2 separate regions of the Mus musculus genome follow, and region 1 is linked to region 2. Evidence: chromatin contacts called from ENCODE Hi-C or POLR2A ChIA-PET data. All regions are on one chromosome and are shown on one strand. The core of a region is the stretch at or near the end of the contact, and the rest is flanking DNA. Distances in the headings are between cores, read along the strand shown. Region 1 holds the start of Gtpbp10 (GTP-binding protein 10 (putative)). Region 2 holds the start of Cldn12 (claudin 12).

Region 1 (2,700 bases), core at 2-2,501, 45 kb before region 2:
ATTTAACAGGAAAAGTATGATAACAGCAACTTAATATTCTGGTTTTTAAAATAGTAAGTATATTTATTGAGGCTAACATCTGACATTTGGGTCAATATTTAATGTTAATCTACAGAGGCTAGAACCAACCAACCAAACATCTAAATGAAAATGACAGCTTCAAAGTCCAGGAACAGTAAACTAATCTAGACTGAGCAGTAGTTTCCACACTGTGTACTTCCAAATAGGACTCGCTCCTTTCCCAAATTCCCCATCCTATTGTTTAGGATGCAGAACCTTATCTAAATGAATTGGAGTCCTGTTTTCTAGTCTAGGACTCAGGCATGTAGCAGAATGCCCGTAACTGCAATTTTCAGAGTTTCAAGACTAGCCTTTGCCAGGTTCCAGCTAGGAAAGCGGCCTTAGAGGCGCAGGACCTCGGGCTATCTGTAACTAACTTTAAATCAACCTCATACTGAAAAACGGAACATAACAATTCCTTAAGGTTACTCTCAGCTGCACTGCCCTGGCCAGTGACCATGACTGAGTCACATTTCGCCAAGGATTCTAAACCTAATAATTCTAATGATAGAAAATAATAAATGAGCAGTGAAGGGAGACCCCTCTAGTACGCTCGTGTGCCTTTTTCACTTAAAGACTTGGCAGAAAGATTGGCGAAATGGGCCTGCCATTCAGTGATCTTTTTCTGAAGCTTCCTCTCCAAGCTGGAATGTAATCTCTCGTGTTCTCACAAGGACAGCCTTCAAATGAAAGGTGAAAACTCTCGGCTGAGTCCAGGTTGGGGTTTCTGTTTGCCTCCACTGCACACATCATCCTTTGTAAAAATCTAGATCGTCACACTTCTTTCAATACTTCTGTGCTACAAGTTTTAAGTGACTGGTTCCTGAAGTTTAAGCCTTGGCTAGAAAAATTGCTCAAGCCATCATCCAGCAGTCTTTTAGAGCTCTCGGTGTTTTGTACAAGTGTGTCTGTTGGAGGGGTCTTTCATCGTGAGAAAATCCTGGCACCTCAGGTTCTTCAGCTACCATAAAAATGTTTGTGAGGCAGGCCAGTCTCCAGCGCATAGCGTTCAAAGCGTCAACTCCAGAGACTCCTGCCCGGAGCCCTGCTTCCCCTTGCACACAACTTAGACGAATCTGGGCTCTGCACTCTCCTTCCTGCACCCAGAGGCGTCCAAAGCACACGCCCACCTTCCTCGAGCGCGATGCAGCACGCAGGCGCGGATCCGCTGAGACGTCACCTCTGCGACCAGTAGTGACGTCAGTACGCGCGCCCGACCGAAGTTTGTCCGGATTCTGCGGGCGGGAGTCCTGCCCCTTGGAGCTCATGGTGCGCTGCGGTTGCGCTTTGTTGAGAAAGGTTCGTGACGGGGGTCTCCCCAGCTTTGGTGTCTTCGCCGCTCTCCTCCTGGGTTGTCGTTCCTCGGTTCCCGTCTCCTGGGAGAAGATTGTGTCTCAGTGACACGCTGATGGCCGTTTGGGGTCCAGCTTTAGGGAATTCCTGTATTGTTCCCAAAGCACGTGAGAGGATAATTGGGGACCTGCCTGCGGTTTAGACCCGGCATTGCGGTGCACGTGCCGGCTTGTTTGTTTGTTTGGTTTGGTTCTCATTGTTTAAAAGAGAGTCCATAACCTGCTTTTATACATTTCTCCTCCTTTACACTGCTTTTGATATCTTTCTGAAGACTTTTCTGGAAGTCAGAATGTGTGTTTGCTGTGCCTCATATAGAGATTTTACGTCAATTTTTATGTAGTGCCTGTCTTAAAATCCACTTTTATAACAATCTGCAACCAACCGCTCAATTAAAAAAGAATCTCAGTGAGCTTAACTGGCAACGGTGTGTGAAAGCTAGAGGTCATGTACATAAGCTGTTGTTAGGAACAGCCATTATAAATGAGAGTCCTTAATAAATATGACAAATCTAGAAAATAAAGAAAAAGTCACATACTGAACACAGCTTTAAAAGCCCTTACCAGGAATATCTCAGGGTGGTCAACCTTCAGTTTGTTTTTGTTTTTTTTTAAACCCACAGATTTTTTTGATACCCAAAAGTACTGCAGATTACCAAAAACGTGAATATTAATTTAAACGATTGCTCTGTAATTTGAAAGCCTGGGATTATGACACACTGGCTTTATAAGAAGTTACCTACCTAGTGAGGGAAACTAAATGGAAAGTACCAGAGGATATAATCCAGTGTCCGAGGAAGCCTGAAAAGCCAGTCAGTGAGAGTGATGGGCCAAGGAGGCCTCAGATCATACAACCATAAGCCATAGTTTAGTTGTATTTGAGGATACATTGAAACTGACACCAGAAAATGGGTTTATGATAGAAAGAACAAATGATAATCTAAACAGAGGAGAAAGCATGAATAGAGTGGCAGGGAGAGTGGGCAGCTCAGAAAAGAACAGGAAGGCTCCAACAAATGACAGCTGTCCCGGTGAGATCCGGTGAGGGCTTTGAATCCAGCACTGTAAACTTTATTATTTCAGAAGCAGTAAAAACCCAAAGTCACGACTGTTTCTGAGTAAAGAGAGACATAGACATCGGGTTCACTTAAGGGGGAAAGAGATGCTCTTGGCTCATGGTGGCGGATGCATTAAGAAGGAATGATGAGACCCTGAAAGACCATTTGGAGTTCACAGTCAAGATTCTAAGAGGACAGAGGTCCTGGAAAGGAGTTAGGCTTCTTGGAATGCA
Region 2 (2,700 bases), core at 97-2,596:
GTTGGGGGAGAGGGAAATATAATCAATATTTGTATGAAAAAATTAAATAATAAAAAACTTGTCATCACAGAGGCCTGGGATATGGGAGGCGCCCAAGAATTCTATGGGGGTGACCTTAGCTGTGACAGCAATGGAGATTTGGAATCTGAAGAGCTTACTTCCTGTAGCGAGACAGGAACCCTGGTGGAGTGATAGAGACACCGATCCACACATAAAACTTTCAACCCAAAATTTATCTTGTCTACAAGGAATGCAGGCACAGGTGATGGAGCAAAGACCATCCCATAGGCAAGCAACAATCCCTGACACTATTAATGATACTCTGTTATGTTTGCAGACAGGAGCCTAGCATGGTTGCTCTCTGAGAGACTCCAATCAGAAGCTGACTCAGACAGACGCAGACACCCACAGCCAAACAGTCTCCAGAGCTTGGGGACTCTTACTGGAGAATAGGAGGAAGGATTGCTGTGCCCTGAAGGAGATAGGAACTCCACAGGAAGACCAATGGAGTTAACTAACCTGGACCCTTGGGGCTCTCAGAGTCTGAACCACCAACCAAAGAACAAACACAGGCTGGACCTAGGCCTTCCAGCTCATATGTGGGCCCCAAACAACTGGTGTAGGAGCTACCTCAAAGCTGTTGCCTGTACTTGGGCTACGTACCTGGCTGGGCAGCCTTGTCTGGCCTCAGTGGGAGAGGAAGTGCCTAGCCTCACAGAGAATTGAAGTGCCAGGGTTGGGGGGTCGAGAGGGCTCCCCGACTCAGGAGAGGGGGTTGATGGGGATAGGGGCAGTGTTCAGGATATAAAGTGAATAAGAAAAAAAAAAGATAATTAAAGAAAAGAGTTGTCAACATCGACAGTTTTTGTTTCTCTATTTGTGTGTATGTATATAGTGCGATGGAATCAACTGGAATTCACAGGCATCATTTTTGCTCTTTTTAACTTAAATACTGTGTATGAGTCCTTTGACATATTTATCTGCACAGGATGCACATATCAGAGAAGACGAGAGAGGATAGCTGATGTGTAGAAGAGTCAAATTAGAATACTTAATAATTAGTTTTATGTATGGAATTTTGCTGCAGTAGGGTATCTTTTGCCTATAGTTAACCCCAGAAGTAACAAGCAAAGTGCCCCTTGTAAATTTGTGTGGCTATGGAGTTAGACCTTTTTTTTTTTTTTTTTGCACTTAATGAACAACTTTTGATTGAGTAACCAAACGAATCTCAAATTTGTCCCTCATGCGTGTGATTGAGAGCATTCTAAAGCAAGCCGTAAACCTATCCCTAATAAGGTGCAAGAGGAAACGAGGGAGGCGGGACCCGGAAGAAGGAGGTGGTCTCAGGAATTGGCCCGCGGCCAGCGGCCCGATGGATGCTAGGAACTGTAGTTCCCGGCAGCCAAGGTATTCCCGAGCGGAGCCAGGGGAGAGCCTGACTGGTTCCCTGAAGCCTCCGGGGCGGCTTCGCCAGAACGCACTTCCGCGGCAGCGGAGGGAGACCAAGGAGCCGCGGCTCGGAGTGGGTGAGCGGGATGCCCGAGCCGTGAGGAGCCGGTAGGTGTGGTCAGGGACGCTCCCGTTTCCGAGTCTTTTGCAAGTAGTTGAAGGTGTTGCGTGAAACGGCGAAGCGGCGGCGAGTCGGCATTTGAAAGGTTGCCCACATGGGTGGACGTGGAAAAGTGGCCGAGGAGGTATTTGGTACCGCGTTTACAACGTTTTCGTCCCCTCCGAGGAGTGTGGAGCCGCGTTGCCGGGGCAGCCGAGGGCTGGGGGCGGGCGGGGGTGCGAGCTGCGAGCTGCGAGCTGGCTGCTATTTTGGACCCAGCGGCTGACGGCGCTGGTTGTGTAACGCTGACCTGCTCGCTCTCCCCACGCACCGGGCAGGGGTGGGCGAGCGGCGAGCGTGCGCCCGGGGAGGGCTCACGCCATTGGCTGGGCGCAGCCGCCCCCCCTTTGCCAGGCTCGGCCGCTCGGGGTCTCCTGAGGACGCGGCTCCCACCCGGACGTGCCGATCTGGCTGCTGCTGTCCCTCGACACTGCCCTGCTCTGCGAAGGGGCTAGTCTTCACTGCAGAACTGCTATGCCAGGTGACCTCATGGCAAAGGTTGCCCAGGGGTCCGATTGGGGTCATTGATTGTAAAACGAGCCCTTCTGACTTCGAAGCAACAATCTTGATTGATAACAACTCAAGAATCGTAGATGGGAGGTGGGGAACCTCGATGGAAATCAGCACCCAGGCCACATCCTGCATAATTACTGTAATAGGGCCAGCGATAAACGCCTGGATCCAGGAAGCTGCCAGGCGTTTATGAGTTTTTCACTCATCCTACCTGTTTGAGTTAACTAGTATTCCAACAGGAAGTCACTCCTCTTTAGAGATATGAAAACATACCAAATGGCAGGTTGAGCCAAGGACGATAGATACCACACAACATAAACTAAAAAGGACATACTAGTTGCAAATTTTAGGTTGTACAGAGCAGATTAGTTTTGTCTGGTTTTATGGTAAATACCGTCTTTTAAACATTTTAGAAAACAGTGCATTTCTTTTCATTCCAAGGCAACTGCATGGTGCTTTCTTTCACCGTGCTCCTTATGACACGGTAGGCAGGAACTAGATCTTGAAAAATAAATCTATTAATTTTTTTCTTAGATTTCTAACCCAGTAAAGTGATTTGTGATTTTTAATTTTAGCCT

The links. A loop is a pair of places that touch in the nucleus more often than their neighbours do. ChIA-PET counts read pairs that join two places held with the same protein, here RNA polymerase II (POLR2A).
Region 1: a map of heart shows a loop between it and region 2 (6-fold over the local background). The contact joins the promoter of Gtpbp10 here to the promoter of Cldn12 in region 2. A Hi-C loop is called at or near these places in 13 of 37 maps with a recorded cell type or tissue (T-helper 1 cell, adrenal gland, gastrocnemius and 2 more). POLR2A ChIA-PET finds 5 or more read pairs at or near these places in 3 of 5 experiments (Patski and embryonic stem cell).

The regions. Positions count from the first base shown.
Region 1 is chr5:5,558,092-5,560,791 of GRCm38, reverse strand. It overlaps Gtpbp10 (GTP-binding protein 10 (putative)), which reads left to right and starts at 1,251. Exons shown (of 10, transcript NM_153116.2): 1 at 1,251-1,359. The coding sequence starts at 1,327.
Region 2 is chr5:5,513,622-5,516,321 of GRCm38, reverse strand. Cldn12 (claudin 12) reads left to right here and starts at 1,346. Exons shown (of 4, transcript NM_022890.2): 1 at 1,346-1,557.